Regions from separate parts of the Homo sapiens genome. Here all the other regions are linked to region 3. Evidence: read pairs that join two places in POLR2A ChIA-PET (ENCODE). Cell type or tissue: CD4-positive, alpha-beta T cell. All regions are shown on one strand. Links, peaks and the distances in the headings refer to the core of each region. The heading gives the core; the rest is flanking DNA. Region 1 overlaps LPIN2 (lipin 2). Region 2 overlaps MYOM1 (myomesin 1). Region 3 overlaps MYOM1 (myomesin 1).

Region 1 (7,636 bases), core at 1,631-6,630, 100 kb before region 3:
GGATGGCTTGAGCTCAGGAGCTTGAGTGTGCAGTAAGCCATGATTGCACCACTGCGCTCCAGCCTGGGAAACAGAGCGAGACCCTGACGGAGGAAGAAAAAAGAAAGAAGAAAGGAAGAAGGAAAAAAGAAGAAAGGAGAAAGGAACAAAGAAGAAAGAAGAAGAAAGAAGAAAGAAAAAAGGTAGGAGAAGAAAAATAGGAATTAAAATTATGCAATAAAACTCTAATTGAAATGTAAAGCAATGTCAATACAGTCCATAGTTTAAAATGAGAATATATTTGTTCTTGGCTATAAATATCATCTTCTATTCCTATACTGTTACAAACTTCCTAGGTTATTTGAACAACTCACTGAATATCATTAACCCTCAATTTCCTCACCCAAAAAGTGAATTTCTAGATAATTTCTATGTATCCTTCTAGGTAAAACAATCTGACATTTCGAAAACTATGGCTTTCTGAGCATTCAACTCTACTAAGTAGAAAGCAAAGTATTTCCCACAACTTAGTTTTTACCACGAGCTTGGTGATTCCACAGCAATAACTTCAACAAAAAGTTAACGTGTAACTTTCATTTTATGTATACCTACACACAACAGAGAGCTTCTTCCTTCAGTCAAAAATTACACTGGACCACAACAAATCCACTTCTGATCTCAACACAAATTCCTAATCTTAGCTTCTAAACATCTAGAAGTAACCCTAGAGAATATATATAGCCCATGAGTAGTTTGTGCCATTCTCATTTCTGAGAACCCAACTAAGCTTTGCAATATACCCTCTTTACAGAAAACATGCAAACCAGCAGCATACATGTATACCGACACAACCATACACAGATTTGTGCTCTGAGGATCCGATGGAACCCCTCTATGGTTAGTCTGCAGACCCCAAGTAAAAAACCTCTGGTTCTAAACCACACTGCTATTTGAAAGATGAGAGCATACAGGTATTGAAAAAGTCAATTACTTCCCAGCCAAAGTAGTTAAAACATGCTCAATCTAGCCTTACACCACACAGTAACAGCCCTTAAAATGAAGCAGTACAGACTGTACATAAATGTACGCCTATCATTCAAGAACTTGCCCAGTGCCTGTAATATCTCAGGTACCAATACTGCCTTTAGTCCTGGGTCCTGCACTTTAGAAGGCTCTGTGTATCATAAACCCAAAATACAAAGGCAGTAAGTGTTTTTCTTCTTCATTTCAGACCTCTAGGAAAGTTTTTTGAAGACAATTTAGCTAAAGGAACAGGTGGTTATCACAAGCCAAGCTGCCCCAGACCTGTGCCCTGGTCAGTGTAGATGTGTGCAGCAGACCTATGGTCAGGCTCCCTAGGGCAGCTGGCAAAGGACAAGGCTTCTGCAGGGCCACTGGTGGCCATGGAGGCCGGGCCATGGGGGTGGTGACTGGATTTATAGCTTTAAAAAAATTTTTTAATGATATATCATAGTTGGGGAGGACATATAATAATATTTTATACATGTATACAATGTGTAATGCTCAAATCAGGGTAAATGGGATATCCATCCCCTCGAACATTTATCTTTTCTTTGGATTTACAGCTTTTAATAGTTTAGATACAGGTTTTCTCAGCCTATTGACATTTTTGGTCAGATAATTCTTTGCTTGGGAGGTGAGGAGTGTAGCAGCCCTGGCCTCCAACCACCAGATGCCAGTAGCACCCTCCCCAGTGGTGACAGCCAAAAAAATGTCTCCGGTTATTTCTGAATGTCCCCGGCGGCGGGTGGGGGCGGTGTGTGGGCAAAATTGTCTGCAGCTGAGAACCACTGGTTTAAACAGATGGTATATGGCCCTGTATTGATAAGCCTGTTCTGACTGGGTCCCCACAAACATGTTAGGGGTGGGCCGGCAAGCACATGACTTGGCTGAATTTAGACAGGGAGTTTTATACCACAGCTCTCCCACTTGATACAGACCTCCAGGATGGAACCTTCTTCAGTTTCAGGTCAACCTAAGCTTCACAGGCCCCCTTCATATAGCAGGGTTCAGAGCACCTGTCAGGTAGGACTGCTGTGAGGATCCCATGAGGTGGTGCCTGGAAACCACCAGCTGCTTAATAAATGCTAGTTTTCTTTTTTCTTCTCATTAAAAAAGAACTATGAACTGAATAGTTCCAAGACCTATGCCACAGTAAGTGCTTAGCAGATGACTGTTAGGATAGGATTCTAGCCATCAAGGAGCTATTTAATAATGAGGGACACTGGAAAGGAAAACAAATGACTTTCTAAATCTAAATGCTTCAATCATCAGCTCTTTGCATGTTTTAACTTCCCAAACCATTTCCCTATGCCTTAAGACTCATCCAACTGAACCCCACTCTTCAGCCTATTTGTCCCCAGTGTCTTCTCTTCTTCCAAGTTTTGGTGTAAAACTGTTTAGTCACATCTACACTCTAGTATGAATATTGTCTTTTAAATCAATCACCTCTGAAGGCTACAATAAATTAATTCCACTGATACACCACTGTGTAACATGACATGAGGGCTCCCCTTTCTTCCTGAAAGAACTATCTTTAAATTTAATTTAGGTGCCACACAGGATAAAAATGAGTGTCAATACCACATAGTCACAGAACTCTTATACTCCAAAAGTAAATATGATTCATCTGACATGCGTGGTTCATCAGATGTTGCTTTGAATGGCTTCTGGCTATTTCCAAAAACCTAATCTACCTTGAAGGGTAAAGATTTTCCACCGCTGGGGATAAAAGGATACACTGTGAGACTCTGAAAGCAATTTAAAAAGGAAGGGGTGTTTCAAAATGTTTTCCAGAATGACAGCATAGATGAAATGTATATGCTGTCCCTAAAGTGCAAAGTACATTTCATTGTGTAAGTTTCTGGTCATATTCCTTCACAGTCACATTTTTTAAGCAGGGTACCAAGCTTCCTTATTACATGTGTATAACGGAGGACAAAACTGAAGAATTAGAGGTAATTAGCTCTATGGACAAACTTAAGACTTATTAATAAAATGTTACGGCCGGGCGCTGTGGCTCACACCTATAATCCCAGCATTTTGGGAGGCCGAGGCGGGCGGATCATGAGGTCAGGAGATTGAGACCATCGTGGTCAACACAGTGAAACCCCATCTCTACTAACAATACAAAAAATTAGCTGAGCGTGGTGGTGCATGCCTGTAATCCCAGCTACTCGGGAGGCTGAGGCAGGAGAATAGCTTGAACCCGGGAGTGGGAGGTTGCAGTGAGCCGAGATCGCACCACTGCAGTCCAGCCTGGTGACAGTGCAAGACTTCATCCCAAAAATAAAAGTGTTACATTGGTTCTTTTATAATGTCCATCAATTACATCATCCAACCTCTCCATTTCAACAGGCATGGTGACGTTGCAGAAAAGATATGACTACATGCTTACCTCCCAGGAAAATATCTTTTTTTTTTTTTTTTTTTTTTTTTTTTGAGACAGAGTCTCTCTCTGTCACCCAGGCTGGAGTGCAGTGGCGCCATCTCAGCTCACTGCAAGCTCCGGCTCCCAGGTTCATGCCATTCTCCTGCCTCAGCCTCCCGAGTAGCTGGGACTACAGGTGCCCACCATCACGCCTGGCTAATTTTTTGTATTTTTAGTAGAGACGGGGTTTCACCGTGTTAGCCAGGATGGTCTCGATCTCCTGACGTCATGATCCACCCACCTCGGCCTTCCAAAGTGCTGGGATTACAGGCGTGAGCCACCACGCTCGACCAATATCTTTATCTATCTATTGAGTATCATATATATCCCAGAATAACAGACCCACATCCCACCATCTCCAAATAAAGCATCATTTGGTTCTACAAAGGCCTTGCCAATGGCACCAAGTTTGCTATATTTGCTAATGGTAAACTTCTGCATAAGAGGTGCCAGAATCAACACATCATAAATATGTACATTTCATTTTTGGAGGCTTGTATTTTTCTTTTTCTTTTGAGACAGAGTCTCACTCCCTCACCCAGGCTGGAGTGCGGTGGCGTGATCTCGGCTCATTGCAACCTCCACCTCCCGGATTCAAGCAATTCTCCTGCTTCAGCCTCCCGAGTAGCTAGGATTACAGGTACCCACCCCCACGCCTGGCTAATTTTTGTATTTTTAGTAGAAACGGGGTTTTGCCATGTTGGCTAGGCTGGTCTCAAACTCCTGACCTCAGGTGATCCGCCGGCCTTGGTGTCCCAAAGTACTGGGATTACAGGCTTGAGCCACTGTGCCTGGACTCATTTTTGTTTTTTGTTTTTTTTTAGTAGAGATGGGGTTTTACTCTGTTGGCCAGGCTGGTCTTGAACTCCTGACCTCATGTGATCCACCCTCCTCAGCCTCCCAAAGTGCTGGGATTACAAGCATGAGCCACTGCACCTGGCAGAGGCTTGTATTTTTCTAAACATAACAAATTCAAAGGAACATTAATGAAGTCAAAGCTATAGCAGTCACTTTCAAGACATCATCAGAGTACCAGGCCACTATGCCTATAACTCTGCAGTGTGCCACAATGAAACCAAGACAGTGCCCCAATTCTGATCAAAAGGTGACTTCTGCTGCATAAACAATTCACAAACCTTACATATGGCATCAATCATTGTTTAATGACTCCTGTGGGGGGAGAGCAGGCTCTTCCATAATTACTAAAAGCAGTATAACTCAAAAAGAAACAAAAAGTCACCAATTCATCAGCTTACTTAGCTGATGTCACAGAAGTAGCAGGAGGATTCCTTACCCCCCATGCCACAGACTTAGTTTTTCAAACATCTCCAATTTCTTGCTTTTAGCTCTCAAGGATGCAGTCCCCCAGCTTCCCAGAGGGAAGTCTGCTAGATCGGTAAGCATGAATTCACTACTTCCCTACTGTTTCCTTTGGAAGTGCCTGAAGTGTCTCCTTGTCTCAGTTAAACAGAACATGGTGACCGTGAGGCAGAGTTTCCAGTGCCAGGCAGCTCCAGGCACCCTGTGCCTGTGTTCTGCAGAGGAGTCTTTCCCAATGTCAATCAAAACACAGCTCAAGTTTCATGCCCTGCTTTATTAAATTCTGCATGGTGCCCACTGGGACCACAATGGAATCTTCAGAAACGTAAGGAGAGGTACCTCCCTTTCCTGGCTCTGGGAGGACACTTGGGTAAAGGGAAAGGCTGTGGCCATACCAACAGCACTGCTGCAATCAATGCCACCAATCACTCAGATTTAGGCTATTTTTAAGTAGTTTTGCAAAACAAATGCCAAGTAAGGCTGCACCAGTGTGTTATCACAAGCTGACTTGCATACTAAGCTACTTCAACAAGAGAGAAGGACTTCCAAGAGCAACAGCAAGTCAGCGAAACAGCACTTGAAAGTCAGAAAACAAGGCCTCTTTCACTCACTGATCTGCTCAACAGCAGTGTCTATTCTATTCTGAGAGCTGGGGATCAAGCAGTGAACTTGGCTGACAAGGTACCTGCCCTTGTAGTGGTTATATTCTAATGTGGGGAGGGAGAAAACAACAACAACAACATATGTTAGGCTGGGACAACTATTATAAAGGAAATAAAAGAGGGTGCTGCTCCCTGAAGAGAGGGAGGAAGAGCAGGAAGAGCCACTTTTAAGGAAAGAAAAGCGTTGTAGAGCCCAGAACAGGAAAATACATGACAGATTTTTTTTTAAGCAACAAAGCTCCAAGAAGGCTCATATCTGAAAAAAGAAATAGAGTATAACATGGAGGGACAGAGCATGATGAGAACCTGGCTAACATGTTCACGAAACTATGCCAGGATATAGATACGGTTTACTTTCTCATAAGACACTACTGCTGTTCTTTCTTTAGTCATTTTGCCAACCTTCAAATGACTTTAGAAACAAACCAAGAGTGAAAATGAGACAACTCAGATACTGTCATTAAACATTCAGGAACATGCAGAAATTTTGGCAGTCACAAGTCTGAACAAAAATCTCCAGTTGTAATCTAAAAATTACTTCCTAAGAGTTTCTTTCTGATCATTAGTGAAGATAGGTGTAACTAAAAGCATCTTTAAAAATATTGCTCTAACTAGACATCCTGTTAAACCCAGAGGATGTCACATGTGTTATCCCCACTCTCAAAACCCACTGTTTGGGTTGAAGTATATCCTCCAAAAAAGAAACGCTGAACTCCTAACCTCTGGTAGCTCAGAATGTGACCTTATTTGGAAAGGGGATCTTTACAGAGGTATTCAAGTTAAAACGAGGTCATTAAGGCTGGCCCTAATCCAGTAGGACTGATGTCCTTATAAAAAGAGGAAATCTGGTCCAGGCGCCGTGGCCCACGCCTGTAATCCCAGCACTCTGGGAGGCCAAAGCGGGCGGATCACGAGGTCAGGAGATCGAGACCATTCTGGCTAACATGGTGAAACCCCGTCTCTACTAAAAATACAAAAAAAAAAAAAAATTAGCCGGGCGCGGTTGCAGGCGCCTGTAGTCCCAGCTACTCAGGAGGCTGAGGCAGGAGAATGGCATGGCCCGGGAGGCGGAGCTTGCAGTGAGCCAAGATCACGCCACTGCACTCCAGCCTGGGTGACAGAGAGAAACTCCGTCTCAAAAAGAAAAAAAAAAAAGAGGAAATCTGGACAGAGAGACAGACATGCACACAGAAGAACGCCATGTGAATATAAAGGCAGAGATTGGGGTGATGCATCTGCAAGCCAAGGAACGCCAAAGGCTGCCAGCAACCCACCAGCAGCTAGGAGAGGACGCTAATAAAAATAAACATCCAAGAATGAGAAAGCGCTCTTGGAAATTAACACACAATTGTAAAATTAAGACATTCTATAGAAGGGTTGGAGAATAAATACCAGCCTGGGAAACACAGCAAGACCCTGTCTCTACAAAAATTAAAAAATAGCCAGGCACGGTGGGTCTCACCTGTAATCCCAGCACTTCAGGAGGCTGAGGTGGGAGGATCACTTAAGGCTGGAAGTTCAAGACCAACTTGGGCAACATTAGTGAGACCCTATCTCTGTTTTGTTTTTTTTTTTCTTTTAAAAAGAAGAAGAGGAGGAGGAGGAGGAAGAGGAGAAGGAGGAAGAGGGGAAAGAGGGGAAGGAGGGGAAGAAGGAGGAGGAGGAGGAGGAGGAGAAGGAGAAAATGTAGAAAGCAGATCTCCCAGTAAATCCAACAAGGATAAAGGAATGGGCAAAAGGAGGAAAAAGATGAATATCAGAGCATCAATCCAAAATGGCCCCAATATCTGACTTGTAGACTTTTTAAAGTACAGAAACAGGAGAGGAAAAAAAGGTAGGGAAAGGCAGGAGTTGGATATTATCAAATAAATCATACAAGAAATTTCCTGGCGTCAGAAACATGATTTTCCAAATTGAAAGTTCCCACCAGGTGCCCAGCTCAAAGGATAAAGAAACACCTGCACTGTTGTGGGCTCCACCTATGGCAGTCACGACAGAAACATGCTAATAATAGACAACGTTAAAGGCTACACAAAGGATTCCAAAATCACCATATGGGCACGACTACACAAAGCAGGATACACACCATGCCCTCCATCAGATGTACGGCACGTAGTGCCAGCTACTTCCCCAACATCATGAGTGTACACAGCTACAGATGATTCTACCTGTGGGGAGAGGCCTCACCAGGATTGATAAATACCCACTACAGTCTCTGGGTGTT
Region 2 (7,636 bases), core at 1,834-6,833, 97 kb after region 3:
AATATTTGAATTATTTTAACATATTTCAATGCCTTTTGTTGTTAACCCCCTCAAATGTTTCGTGAGAGAGTGTATTGATTACATCGAAGATTCTCTTGACATTGAGTCTCCTTAGACCTCTTAAGACAGAATCGTGCATTCTAAGAATGATTACTTCAGAATGTAAGCAAATGCTGCCATTGTGTTAGCAAGTTCCTAGCATCTAAATCTATGCTGCTTGCTGAGGAATGAGATTCCACATTTGCCAAGATTGGGGTTTCTCATGGACTATTCCTAAAACATCTGGCAGACGAGATGAGTCCACGTTGTTTCTGACTAAATGTAGTGAGTAAATTTTAAGTTTTTTTCTCTCTCCGTAAATATTAATAAGCTAATCCCTACTATGGATGTTAGTAATATGTCCATTATTATTTGGGGGGCAGGAAGAAGATGAAAGATTTTTAGCTTAGTGTCCTCACATAATGACCTCTCATTCTTTTTTGAACAAGATAGGAAATGAATGAATTACTAACTGAATACAAAACAAACCATCAGGAGAATTTGCTTGGAATTCTCTATGGAAGTCAATATGCAATAGGGAGATGTGAAATGAGCTTTGTGAGCTGTTTCAATTCATGTAATGATGGATCATATTCAGTGCTAGTCTTGCCCCAGGCTCCAAGTAAGAGAACTTTATGTTTAAGTTCTCATTACTACTGATACTGGATATGTTGGCACAGCTCTAGAGGGCCAAATGAAGTGATAGTCTCCTTGCCTTTTCCATTTACAAAGAAGCTAAACTTCGAAAAAAAACTAATTATTTCACACGAGAACTCAACTACAGTTAAAAAGTATGTTAGACCCAGGCAATAGGGATATTCTCCTTTAAGTAAAAGTCAGGATTTATCAGTGATAACCCTTCTATAATGTGGACACAAAAGCAAAACTGTGAGGCTAACATGTTGACAAAAGTATACTACTACAAAGTAAAAATAAATTTAAAATCTCCCGGTACTCTGCGAATCTCTGACAGTCTCAATTCAAAAATCTCTTGTTGACACAAAGTTTACTCGATTTATTGGAATATAAGTGGAAATTTCAGGTGCCATGCAGAGGAAATGGTATTTTCCAGAAGCACACTGTGAGTGCAGAGGGCATGTCCACTGCATTCGCCAGGCCTACGTGGGACTTTCAATTCTTTACCTCCCAGGCATGCAGCTTTCAGCAAGTCACTCTGCCATGATTTCCTTGTCCAAAACGTTGATATATTAATATCTCTGCAGGGTTGTATGGAGAATTTAGCAAGATGGTTTATATAAAGCACCTTGCGTGAGTCCCAGCAAATAATAATAGACACTCAACAAATGTTCATTTCTTTTCCATCCTCTCCTCAGATTGTTAATACTGCCAAAACCACTGTGAAATGTTATTTTTGACACAGTAACAGAGTATAGGTGATGACATCATATAAGATATAATGGAGAACTAGAAATAAAGCCTAGAAGATCAATTTTTCTTCACATCTTTTTTTTTTTTCTTTTTGAGATGGGGTCTCACTCTGTGGCCCAGGCTGGAGTGCAGTGGCGTGATCTCAGCTCACTGCAACCTCTGCCTCCCAGGTTTAAGCGATTTTCCTGCCTCAGCCTCCCGAGTAGCTGGGACTACAGGTGCCCGCCACCACGCCCGGCTAATTTTTTTGTATTTTTAGTAGAGACCGGGTTTCACCGTGTTAGCCAGGATGGTCTCAATCTCCTGACATTGTGATCTGCCCGCCTCAGCCTCCCAAAGTGCTGGAATTACAGGCATGAGCCACCGTGCCTGGCCTCACGTCTTCTTTTATCACAGTGTATTTGTAAATGATCACTTCTTGAGATTGGCCCGGAAGAGAAAAATAGTTTGGTGTGGACAGAGCAGGGAGAAGATGTTAGGAGTAAGAAGCTTCATTTTGTGCCCTGCCAGGTGGAGTCATGTCACGTAGGCTGGTGTTAAGCTGATGTGGTTTTTAAATGATTTTTTGAAACAGAGTGGGAAAAATACTGGAGACAAAAGATTTTACCGCTCTAGCCTACCATCTCTTATAAGGAATGCGAGTTACATTAAGCTACTGTGAAGAGGTCAAAAGGCTGGGCATCCATACTTAGCAGTGAAAACATGTTTGTCTGGAAAGTTCACTTAAAAAAATCAGAGATAGCAAAGATATCAAATAAAAAGCTAAAAATAGAATGTTATTTATCCCTTTACCTTCCTAATTGGGTTCAGAGCAATTATGACATTAGCCTCTGACACAAGTCAGAAAGGAACTGTCAGAGGGCAATGGAAAGAAAAACACAGGCAACAGAAGTAGGTCACCATCAATCACAACCAAATTATTTCCTGACTTCCAAGAGGATCTACTTTTCCATGACATTTGCTCTTAGAGGATGGCCTCACTTTGAGTGTCACCTGAGCTATGGGAATAACTCTCTGTTCAAAGAGAAATAAATAGGAGATGAACCAGAAAGCTCCTGTTGAGCTTTAATCTTGGTGTCCAGGACAAGTTTCCTTTCAAGATTCCTTTAAATATTATTACTGCTCAAAAATAATGTTTATGCAATAAAGATAGAAAAGTGGCATCACACAGACTTGTGATTTAGTGATTATTTTGTCTGAAGTTTACCTCAAAGTAAATAGCAATCTATTTCCCATTGAACAAGGCATTCAAATTATGATGAGATTTTTTCCCCCAATGAATAATAATTAAAACCACATTGATAACCAAGATATTTTTCAGCTACCTAAATGTGTCATCTTGGGTTTTTTTTTAAAAGTTCACCCAGGCCAGGTGTGGTGGCTCATGCCTGTAATTCCAGCACTTTGGGAGGCCAAGCAGGGAAGATCACTTGAGCCCAGGAGTTCAAGACCAACCTGGGCGATATAGTGAGACCCCATCACTACACATAATTTTTTAAAAAAATTAGCTGGGTGTGGTGGCTCGTGCCTGTGGACCCAGCTACTTGGGAGGCTGAGGTAGGAGGATTGCCTGAGTCTGGGAGGTTGAGGCTGCAGTGAGCTATGTTTGTGCCACTGCACTCCAGCCTGGGTAACAGAGTGAGACCCTATCTCAAATACATAAATATATATACATATACATACATATATATATGTATATGTACATATACATATATATGTACATATACATATATATATATATACACACACACACACACACACAATAATAAAAATTCACCCAACATTTTGTAGTTTTTGAAGCTTTCTTTTTACTCTGGCTGTCCTGTCCAATCACAAGCATCCCAGGATCCACTTCCCATTCCAGCTAGTTTTATAAGCAGCATTAAGTTCTGATCATTCTTGTTTGTCATGTAACCATCCTACGTGATGGCAAAATTTCTGAAGAGGAAGTCCCTTTTAACACAGTTAACACATCTCTCTCAGTGCAGGGTTCCCAGCTTCCTCAGATCTGAATCAGTATATAGTAAGTGCTTAATAAAAGGTTAGCTGCTTTTACTATAATCTAACAAGTGCTCAATAAATGTTAGCTGCTATTTCTATAATCTGTCCACAACAATTATGACTATAATCTGCCATTCCTATAGCACTTACTATATACTTCTTAAAAATTAAAGCCAGGAAGAAAAAGCACACTCACCGTCCTGAGAAAATGGGTACCATGTAGTCACTGGGCAAATTTTCTTTCTCTTCTCCAGACAGTAGGCTGTGCTTGGCTCTCTTTGGTTTGGGGCTCAACTTGGATGAATAATCATCTAACAGCAGACTGGAATCTGTAAGTCTGAAATAAACCACCTAACATCAGACAGTAACAAAAAAAGGCATTTACAATATTCAAAATACGATAGAGGAAGTTTTAACTTGGGAGAAATTTTACCAAATCCTAGATCTCTAATGTTACAATTATCTCTTATCTTTAGAATTAAAGTAGAGTTAGAAAGATTTCAAATAATGGATTCTATATAGACAGAAAAGAAAAATAGTGATAATAACTTTATGGCTACAGTAATTGCATGGCTTTTTCCCCCACTTAAAGTTTCAAGGGAAAAGAGTGATGTTTTTATGATAGTTCTAAATGCCCTTTTGTGTTAATGTCATGTTGGAAATTTAGGCAGTCTATATAAATGGTTTGATACATGGTGCATCCAAATTCTTTTGGGAGCTTATTTAAAATGCATACTTTTCTAGACAGGTCCATCCTGATGTAGGACCCTTGGTTTACACTGAGACCTTTATGTATTATAGGCAACTCCTGCCTTTGAAGGGACGTGGGGCTTATTAAATGATAGAGTTAACATATTTTATGGGAACACACGATGCCGATTGACTCAGTGGTGCACACGGGTGCGATAAGGAAGCCTTTGGTCAGTTCTGGCTTCCTGTGCACACTGGTACAAATGTGCACTTGGAGGCAGGTAGTGTTCTAATAAACCAAAAAATTGACTAGGGAAGTGGAAAACATGAGAGCAGAGATAGCAGAGGAAAAGGACTGATGAAATGAAAAGAATAGTCTTAATTTATATAGCTCTTGAATGAAATGAAATGCATTTTCATACAAACATAAACAATTTGGCATAAACTTCAGGAGTTCATGAACTCCCTGAAGTCAATCCATGAACTTGGGGCTAAAAGTCCCTGATCTACACATTAAGAAAGATGTTAACAATAGGGATCTGTATGGGAACCCTCTGCACTATCCTTGTAATCATTTTGTAAATTTGAAACTATTCTTAAAAAAAAAAAAGTTAATGTATTTTTTAAGAGCCCCCGTCTAGAGAATCTCTAAAGACAAGGTGAACAGGGGTATTGTGGCATGGGAAAAGCCAAGCTGCCCAGTTGAAATAGAAAAACCTTCCAAACCATCCAAACCTTGACCATTTCCTAATCTTGGAAAATCATTTGAAAAAGCAAAAGGGATTACCTAATCAAAAGCAGAAGAGAGGCCAAGCACATACATGGTACAAAATGGATATATGACGATGCGAGAAAACAAGTAGCACAGGACTTTGACATGCAGGGCAGGCAGCGGCCCCTTGAATCCTCCAGGGAGGTCGCATGGAAATGGCCAAACTCTTCCTTCCCCACTATCTACCACCTCCCCCAGTGGGGAATATCCATCTCTTTTTCTATGATGAGCATTAAAACTAAAGGTTAGAACTTTGAATTTAAGCTTGTGGATTGGTTACAAACTGGAAGCCAGGGTGACATTTGTTCCTGGCCAGCTGTCCTGGGCAGCAGCAAAACGACTGCATTCTATACCCCGGCAGGTCACAAAGTACAGGCTGTGCTTATACAGGTCTAAGTTTAAAGTGGTATTTTCCCTCACCTCTTTATTCCATTAGCATCCAAAATAACATACTTATGGGGCTTAAGAGTTTCATTTTTTCCCCTGTTTCCAGAACAGTTGGATTTCTAATTTCTCTCCTGTTTTTCTGCTTTTGCTTTTCTCTCTTTACTTCCATTCTAGTGGCCACAGTCATAGTCTCATGAGCTCATTATTTTTTGACATTTATTTACATCAAAATAGCTATGATTTGTTATTCTTTTCATTGCATTGCTCCTTTTTCTGTCATTTATCCTTTAAGACAAATTCTTAAAATAATGCATTTATTACATAGAATGTGCCATAATATGAGTATTCCATTCTCACAAGTAAATCACAGGCGCTGCTTTTTTTTTTCTTTATGTCCTTCCAATGTAAGAGCTGATTTTTAATAGTTGAACTTTATGCTAAAGACTCATGGCACTTTCATCAGCTTCCACTTCATATTTCATTTGGAACAGAAGAATTTTTAAAAAGCATTATGATGTTATGTGTTATATAGTACTGCTTAGAAAACGCAAGATCTTCACTTTTATTATGCTAATATTTCTTCAAGCCTTTGATTTCTAATAAAGAGTATTGAAGAATTAGGTGTTAAAATACAATGCAAACTGATGATTTAGTAATGCTAAGACGTTTATGTATTGAGGCTACCAAACAAAACTAAATCAGAGAGACACAAACTTTAAAGAAAGTGACTATGTTATAATAAGCATAATTATCTTAAGAAAAACCATCCATAGTCTATTTTGTCATGATCCATGAACTCTGAAGTCCAACATCTTACTCTATCAAATTTTAAAGTTGAATAATGTTTCTAAAGGAGTTACATCGAATATGTAGATTTTAAATTTCTTTGATCTTAAATCAAAGAGTTAAATAAGGGATTGCTAACCCCTTGGGCTTTTATGTATTTAAATTTTGAAAATAAGCCAACAACTCAGTTTCTGAGTAGATACCAAACAATATGTATGGACTGGTGTCAGTCTTTACCTATTAAAACTACATGTAGTGTTTTTTAATGTACTTAGCTTAAATCTTGAAGCTTTCTGAATTTTGATGAAAGCAATCAAATTAAGCAAAAGGCAAGGGTTAATTGTGTGTGTGTGCAGGTATCTATGAGCCTGTAACTGTATCTATATCTAGGTACATCTTTTTGTACTCCCCCACCAATTATGCTAGTCCTTGTTAATATGTCTACAGTTAACAGATTTTAAATACATATCCTGGTGTGTAGGACATTATCACATACATCTATGACTGGTAGCACCACAGGGAAGAGATGTAGCCAAGGTACAAAATGCACTCTCCGGAAATATTCCAGGAACTCAGAAGTAGACTTACACCTGCATTTAATTCAAATACTGAACAGAAAATATCATAACCACCTACTTGTTCAACTTCGTAACAGGAAAAGCAAGAACAAAACCATTTATAGAATCTCAGAGCTGAAAGAGGACTCGGGGATATTTATATCAGGCCCTTGATTTGACAGATGTGGAAAGCAAAGCCTGGAGAGTGTTTGTAACTCACCCATGCTCACACAGTGAGTTGGTGGTGAACTGGGACTAGCATTCATCTCTTCTTGATTTTCAGGTTAGTGTTCTTTACACTATACCAGTCATCTCCAACTTCCTTTTTTTTTTTTTTTTTTGAGACGGAGTCTCACTCTGTCACCCAGGCTGGAGTGCAATGGCGCGATCTCGGCTCACTGCAACCTCTGCCTCCCGAGTTCAAACAATTCTCCTGCCTCAGCCTCCTGAATAGCTGGGATTACAGGCGCACGCCACCATGGCCAGCTAATTTTTGTACGTTTTAGTAGAGACAGAGTTTCGCCATGTTGGCCAGGCTGGTCTCAAACTCCTGATCTCAGGTGATCCGCCTGCCTTGGCCTCCCAAAGTGCTGGGATCTCCAACCTTTATGATCAAGTACTCTCAATTTAAAAAAATTGGGAGCATACTACCTATATATGTTTATTTATAAGTTCTATCCATATACTACTGTATAAATAGTCTAATTTTATGAAACATTCAATCAATAGAAAAATACTAAAGACCACACTTGATTTTTTTTAAAAAAAGAAGTGTTAAGGCTGGGCGCGGTGGCTCACGCCTGTAATCCCAGCACGTTGGGAGGCCAAGGCGGGCGGATCACGAGGTCAGGAGATCGAGACCATCCTAGCTAACATGGTGAAACCCCGTCTTTACTAAAAATACAAAAAATTAGCTGGGCATGGTGGCAGGCGCCTGTGGTCCCAGCTACTCGGGAGGCTGAGGCAGGAGAATGGCGTGAACCTGGGAGGCAGAGCTTGCAGTGAGCCGAGATCG
Region 3 (7,636 bases), core at 1,475-6,474:
AAACAGACGTACACACAGAGAAGCATAGAAAAAAGTCTAAAAAAGTATATACCAATATGTACATCAAAAAGCCATAAGAAGTGTTACAGCTCTTTTAGAATTTGTCTAGCAGGCTTTCCGGTTTTTGCTGGAAAGACTCCCCACCACCACCACCAAATTAAGAAAAGCCGTAAGAATGTGTGATTAGTCCTTTCTGAGTCTTTAATGCTTTTTACAATAAGGATGTATCGTGTTTTTAACCAGAAAAGCAATGAAAGGTATTTTTATTGCATTTTTCAGAGCCATTGGGACAAGAGGCCTATTCTTCATATAATGAATCAAGTCCGTGCTGGGGTGTCCAGTGTGAGTAAGATGTGAATTCAGGGTAGGGTATGGGCTCCTCTGCCTCCCAGGAGAGCCTCTCTATTTTCATGGGGATCATACATCTCGGTTTGCCTGAGACCGTTTTGGTTTATGACTATTTATGACTGTTGTCCTTTCATTCTCAAAGCGTCCCAGTTTGCATAATATGTTATAGTCAATCTGTATTTTCATTTCACAGTTTTCACTTGTGAGAAGGATTTAAACTCTCCCACTCCACCACCCAGCGGTTTTTATAACAACATATCCACATCCACATAAGGCTTCCTCAGTGTATTCTACAATGATACATTAAAAAGTCTAAACAGTGTAAAACCTACCGGGCCTTCAAAAATTTCCTTCTCGTTAAATATGTAGTTGACTTTGGCATTGCCAGACAGTTTCTCAGCCTGCATCCAAAACCGGACCTGGCCTTTCTCCAAAATTTCAACTGCCAACTCTGATTTAACTGGGACAGCTATGAAAAGTAAAAATAAACACAGTAATTATATTGGTAACCAATTATATTGGTACTCATTTTCCATCAAGTGAAAAAAAAAAAAAAACCACACAATGGAAATGACAATGTAGCACCTGCTTCTTGCAAAGCCCAGAGGCAGTGAGAGTTGCAGGGAAAGCCTTAGATTAAAGACAGAGGGACTCAGCTCTGATGCTGGGACTGTCACTTGGAGCAAGTTGTTCATTCTCTTTGAATCATAGTTGTCTCAACTGTAAAAATGAGGAAGATGAACTTACCTCTAGGGGCATAGGGGCACTTGTAGCTAATATCTGTAACTTTCTACTGTGGCTTTTGGTTGGTGTTTTTTCTTTTTCTTTTTCTTTTTTTTTTTGCAATAGGTTCTCACTCTGTTGCCCAGGCTGGAGTGCAGTGGCATGATCTCGGCTCACTGCAACCTCTGCCTCCTGGGTTCAGGCGATCCTCTCACCTCCGCCTCCTGAGTAGCTCACACAACAGTCACGCACCACCACATTCGGCTAGTTTTTTATTTTTCTTTTATTAGAAAGAGACTCACTATGTTGCCCAGGTGGTCTTGAACTCCTAACCTCAAGTGATCCTCCTTGGCCTCCCAAGGTGTTGGGATTACAGGTGTGAGCCACCTCATCTAGTTGGCATGTGCTGTATTTTAAATTAGAAGCTTCCTAAACTTATGTCAAATGTAAATTAATATTTCTTTGTATTTATTTTAAAACTACCCTTTTCAAGTTTCAAGGGATGATTTTCTTTGCATTATTCCATATTCACTACCAAGTTCAGTGTGATACATTCATTCCAATGCAGGACTGAGAGGGGGCTCAGATGTCATCTATTGAGGGGGTTTCAAGGTGGAGAGAAGGTGGGCTTTGGAGTCCCACCAAGATCTGGACCAGTTACTCTCCTCCTTTAGACCTCGTGTCCCTCACCTGCTAACATGGATGTGCTATGAAGAGTAAATATAAGGCCGGGCATGGTGGCTCACGCCTGTAATCCTAATACTTGGGGAGGCCGAGGGGGGCAAATCCCTTGAGGTCAGAAGTTCGAGACCAGCCTGGCCAACATGGTGAAACCCCATCTCTACTAAAATTACAAAAATTAGCCAGGCGTGGTGGTGGGCGCCTATATCCCAGCTACTCAAGAGGCTGAGGCAGGAGAACTGCTTGAACCTGGGAGGCGGAGGTTGCAGTGAGCCGAGATCGCGCCACTGCACTCCAGCCTGGGCAACAAAGTGAGACTCTGTCTCAAATAAATAAACAAACAAACAAATGTAAATATAGTAAGAGAACACATTAAGGTACTGTGAATAGTGGTCTGTGTTCAAGAAGGTTGGTTATCTTCCTCCCCTCACTTTACTGGTCTCTTTACAAAATCTCAACTGCACCCCAGGAGACAGTGGTAACACGTCTGGGTGGTGGAGCTGAGAGCAGGGTCACTCCCTCTCTTCTGTATTCCTCTTGGTCCTCGTTGTCCACACGGTGGTTTTCCAGTGTGAGCAGGATGTCTGAGTGCACCAGGGCAGCAAGGGCAGAGGCTAAGCTTCTCCCTTACAGGATGCTCATGCTTGCTACAACTAAGTCTTGAGGAGAGTAGAAAGCACAATTTCTTCTAAAAATATCTGGAGACCTCATTCTAGGAAACTTACTATGTGAGTGAGGAGGTTACCTAAGAGGCCCAGAGTGATGAGGGAGGAGGAGGAACAGGCCCTCCTGGAAGTCTCCAGCTCCCTTAATGTTCACTGTCCTCCCTGAGTCCTGAGAACATCGTCTGGGGAATGCTGGCCGCCTTGAATGTCCACAGTGGGCACGGAGCAAATGTGGCCGTGCCTACATAGAGATAGCCCACATCACAGTCAGGGGAGCAGGCTCCAGAGGCAGACCACCTGGGTTTAACCAGCTGTTTGCAAATGATCTAGTTACTTAACCTCTCTGGGCCTCATGTTCTTCCCCTCTAAAATCAAATCGCCACAATACCAACCCTTTTAAGGTCATTGTGGAATTCAAATAATATATACTGCTTAAATACTCTATAAAGAGCCTGGCATATAATAAATGCTCTATTAATGTTGGCTGTTAATATTTTGTTATCTCTCTCCTCCTCTAGTTGCTTCTACAACACCCTAGAAACACCATTTTTTTTTTTTTTGAGATGGAGTCTCACTCTGTCACCTAGGCAATGGCATGATCTCGGCTCACTGCAACCTCCACCTCCCAGGTTCAAGAGATTCTTGTACCTTAGCCTCCAGAGTAGCTGGGATTACAGGCGAGAGCCACCACACCTGGTTAAATTTTACAACCACTAATTTTAGAATATAATATGTTGACACCTAAGAGGACACACCAACATATCTGTATTTATGTATACGTGCTTGTGCTTGCCTCCCCACATATAGTGCATGTATACAAGAGGGGTAAAAACCGGTGTCTGCAAATGAAGGGCTATTATGCAGCATGCTGATAATACCAAAGTGTACCCTCCACCCACCCCCTCAAAATACCTTGAATTCTTGGTGTATGGATATATATTCAAATAAGCTATCTTTCCACACTGCAATTTAGTATCAATACTGGCAAGATAGACTAAGTCGATTTCTATTTTTAGCTTTGTGCATTTCTATTTTTTCTATTTACTCAGCTCCAAATTTCCTTAGGCTCTTTTCTCTGGCAGTTAATGTGCCTCAGCGAAATATGTTATTTGTAGGTTTAAGGCACGTGTTTAGTGGTTTTCAAAATAATTTTGAAAACAGCTTAAAATAGGAGAATTTACTGTGCCAAAGGATAAAGGAATACTATACTCTTTATTACATTCTCTAAGAAATAAGACAGTTTAAAACTTTACAAAATCTCAAGAAAACGACTTCATCAACATGCCAGCATTTACCAACAGGAAGTGGGTATGAATCAAGAAATTGCATGTGCTACTTTGATCCTACCACCAGACCTCTGAAGATATTCACCTTGTGACCTCATTGGTCTGATAGTGGTAGGGGAAAGAAAAGAGCTGGAGTTTTAGTATTGAAAAATGTTGCTTCCTTGGGTTAACCAAAACACCCTTGGGTTGGGGGCTCTGATACTTGCATGTCAGAGTTTGTTATTTTGTGATTTTTATACTCATTTTTTTGTGACAGATTCTCACTCTGTCACCCAGGCTGAAGTGCAGTGGCATGATCACGGCTCACTGCAGCCTCCAACTGCTGGGCTCAAGTGATCCTCCCGCCTCAGTCTCTCGAGGAGCTGCGGCCACACCTGGCTAATTTTTGTATTTTTGTAGAGATAGGGTTTCACCATGTTGACCAGGCTGGTCTTGAACTCCTGGGCTCAAGTGATCCTCCCGCCTTGGCTTTCCTAAGTGCTGGGATTACAGGCATGAGCCACCTTGCCCAGCCGAATGTCAGAGTTTTAATCACATTCTCAGGGTCTCTCTACCAAAATGCGACACTGGGTCTCTAATAAAAGGATAACTGAGTTTGCTGCTACCCTCTCTCGTAGCACCAATAATCAGAGTTCTTGGGCTTATGCAAGATAAAATATCTCAGCATAAATGATAATGACATCAGGCAATGCCTACTGCCCGGACTAATTCTCTCTCCAAGTCCATATGAACACTAAACTCCAGGGAGGCCTGGGCATCTTGAGCTCAAAAGTGACACCCCATCTTCTCTCATCTCCAACCTTTAAGCTGAATGTAAATGTTGTTTGGACTAGTTGTTGTCTAGACACTTAATCAATGTTTATTATCTGACTAGATTAGTAGGTGCTGCTGTTTCTCCCCATTTCTGTCAATGTTCGAGAGTAGAAAGTACAACCATCTTATGTAGCTTGGAGACTTCTGCGTTGGGCAGCAGGTTCAGGGATCACTGGTCTGTTTCAATTAATGTTCATATTTTTCCTGAATAGTTCATGGATTCATCAATACCATATTTATTATCTCTTACAGCATTTATTTTATTTTATTTTTATTTATTTTTATTTTTTGAGATGGAGTCTTGCTCTGTCACCCAGGCTGGAGTGCAGTGGCACGATCTCGGCTCACTGCAACCTTCGCCTCCCGGGTTCAAGCAATTATCCTGCTTCAGCCTCCTGAGTAGCTGGGATTACAGGCGCCCACCACCACACCCAGCTAATTTTTTGTATTTTTAGTAGAGATGGGGTTTCACTATGTTGGTCAGGCTGGTCTTGAACTCCTGACCTCATGATCCACCCACCTTGGCCTCCCAAGGTGCTGGGATTACAGGTGTGAGCCACCACACCCCACCCTCTTACAGCATTTCTATATGGGAGGTGCTATAAACCACTGTGATAGCCATTCCTGGAAAAGAAACCAAGGCACAGAGAAATAAAAGTGAGCTGCCCAGGCGCACAGCTTGAGTCAAAAGTCCAGAACAAAGAGAGTCCAGTCCAAACACTTTGCAATACACTTTAGTACTTTCCATAAACTTTTTCAAAATTAACATTTGAAACCTCACTCATGATATTACTTTTCCAGTTTTATGGTGAATAAGCATACAGATGAGAAATGGCTTGCCTAATGCCACATGGTGGCATAGAGGGTTCTTCCCTAGAATTTAGAAGTCTGCGCCCTACAGTCGTGTCTCATGGGCCCTCCACTCTGCTACTTTGCTGAACAAAGTTGGGTTAGTTTTTGTTTTTAGAGATACGGACTCGCTCTGTTGCCCAGGGTGGAGTGCAGTAGCGTGATCATGGCTCACTGCAGCCTTGAACTCCTGGCCTCAAGTGATCCTCTCGCTCCGGCCTCCCAAAGTGCTGGGAGTACAGGTGTGAACCGCTGTGCCCAGCCAAAGTTGGTTTTGAGAACATTACAGCTGAGGCCAATATCACCAGCACTCAGCCTCACTATCAAACAAGTCACTCCTTGCAGATGTAAGAGAAGGTCCGCAATTCATTCTAGAGCAGTGGTGTGTGTTTTTAAATTACAGTCTCCATTGGGGAATTTACTAAAAGTGAAGGATACTCTTCCTAGAAAAATGCACATATATCAATATACAAAGGCTGTTTGTCCATAGTCTGGAATAGGAATATAGTTTTCTGGGTTCCTGAAACTCCTTTATTAGTGGAGGATTTATATTTTAAGTATTAAAATTTCTGATTTAAAAAGAATGGGTGTATACTATCACTTTCTACTTGTTTTCTCAAACTCCAGGGTGCAACTTTCTGGATGCTTCACTACCTTGGCCAGTGGGTACTAATGGCAAGAGATCCCCCCATCTGGCCAGTGGAACCTTCCAAGGGTCATTTCTGACTTCCTTCTCTTCTCTTAGTGTCAAGTGTGGAATTTAATCTTTTATGTAGAAGGTGCTTTATTGAAGGGTTGTACATTGTTCAGAGGGATTCTTTTTCTGACGAAGGCATGTTTGCCCAATTTTCCAGGAGTTGAAAATGGTAGGCACTGTCTTTATATTGTCTTTATTTAGAGGTATGATTCTGCTTTTAAGTGCCAATCTTACTTAGGAAAAGATTAGTTTGCATAAAGACATATAAGTGAATATATCCAGAAAATATATATGTGATTCCAACATATGTGGGCAAAAAGTGAAGAACTTAATTACTCAGATGTTACACCTGTGTAGCCTGACACTTCGCCATGTAATGGAGCATGGGATATATTTTCTATGTTAGTATCCTTGGTATCTCTGGAGAACAACCGCAAAGGAAAAGGCATCACTTCTAGAAAGCACATCTGTAGCTACTGATGTGTGTTCCATTATATGTTCTCAAGAGTCTCTCTCTTAATCCCATCAGAGCTGTCATCTGATCTATTCCAGAAGTTGCTGCCTAGTAAGACTGCTAAAAACCTGTGAATGTATTGTGGATACTTACTTGGGAACTTGTGTTCATGGCTGAGAGCAAGTAAACGTTTCAATTCTGTAGGGGGAAAAAGAAGGCAGTTAAACCTTAAACTACTAAAATAAAAGTCACTTAAGAATAACTGAGAATTCAAAGCAACATTCGATGTGTGAATGCACTGATTTTAAACTTACCTTCCTCATCTATTAAGTAGCTTGATGCTATTCCATCAGTGTCTGTTACATCGCAAGAGTAAATACCCAAGTCATCCATCCCAAGGTCTTTGAAGGTCATTTTCGTCCTTCGGAACAAAATATTTTTCTTAGAAATGAGGCTGTGTGGGATCTGTGGGCCTGTGTTTCCCCTGAATCTGGGCATTTGTGTATACTACTCCTTTCATCTGGACACCTCCTCTCATCTTGCTGAGCTACAGCCTACATGTTCTTGGTGTCTCAGATTCAATGTCATTTACTCTGGGAGGACTTTCCTTACCTCCTTCCAGGGGGTGATGGTGACGGGAGAGTGGAACTGGCACAAATTCCACATGCCCAAGCTATGTTGCTTATCAGTGCATATCCTGCAGAAAAATACCCAGCTGATCAGTCCCTGCTGGGAGCCAGACACTTCCCCCGCCAAGGGCAGAACCTGCTGTTGGTAACTCTGGGTGCCTCTCCTATGCCATCTCCTGCTCTTCCCTTTTCTGAACTTATTATAAGCATCTTGAGCTCAAAGCATCTGTATTCTCCTCACTGTGTAATCCCTGTGCCTTCAGAGACAGGAACTGCTTTGTTTACTGTGTCACCCCCAGCACCCTGTACCTTGTCTGGCACATAGTATGTGTAATAAGTAAATGAATGGCTCAGTGGCCAAGTTCACTGGGTTTTCTAACTTTGGTAAGCTATATTGCTAGGCAGTGTCTAAGATCAACCAAACATTGAAATGTTAAGTGTATAAACTGGGAGAAAAAATTATCGTTCAATTATCTTTTCTTGGGGCAAAT

What was found. Peaks named below come from ENCODE experiments on the same cell type or tissue, not always from the same donor. Only the 100,000 strongest peaks of a DNase experiment are listed, where the experiment ranks them.
Region 1: POLR2A ChIA-PET joins it to region 3 with 6 read pairs; 6 of 35 experiments call an interaction of 5 or more read pairs at or near these places.
Region 2: POLR2A ChIA-PET joins it to region 3 with 6 read pairs; 4 of 35 experiments call an interaction of 5 or more read pairs at or near these places.

The regions. Positions count from the first base shown.
Region 1 is chr18:2,993,055-3,000,690 of GRCh38, forward strand. The region is part of intron 1 of LPIN2 (lipin 2); the gene reads right to left. Among named protein-coding and RNA genes, the nearest start is that of LPIN2, 16 kb to the right of the region's middle. RefSeq lists enhancers at 5,091-5,190, 5,261-5,410, 5,678-5,777, 5,892-6,814. In CD4-positive, alpha-beta T cell, for the core only: a CTCF peak has its summit at 1,698 (motif pointing right); DNase peaks (open chromatin) are centred at 1,697, 6,107 and 6,480; H3K4me3 peaks cover 652 bases; H3K27ac peaks cover 1,980 bases.
Region 2 is chr18:3,190,193-3,197,828 of GRCh38, forward strand. MYOM1 (myomesin 1) reads right to left here. Exons shown (of 38, transcript NM_003803.4): 3 at 3,626-3,766. Among named protein-coding and RNA genes, the nearest start is that of MYOM1, 26 kb to the right of the region's middle. In CD4-positive, alpha-beta T cell, for the core only: no CTCF peak of the experiment used is centred there; no DNase peak of the experiment used is centred there.
Region 3 is chr18:3,093,490-3,101,125 of GRCh38, forward strand. MYOM1 (myomesin 1) reads right to left here. Exons shown (of 38, transcript NM_003803.4): 24 at 6,831-6,937; 25 at 6,670-6,714; 26 at 681-817. It also overlaps the pseudogene RNU7-25P. Among named protein-coding and RNA genes, the nearest start is that of LPIN2, 84 kb to the left of the region's middle. In CD4-positive, alpha-beta T cell, for the core only: no CTCF peak of the experiment used is centred there; a DNase peak (open chromatin) is centred at 3,772.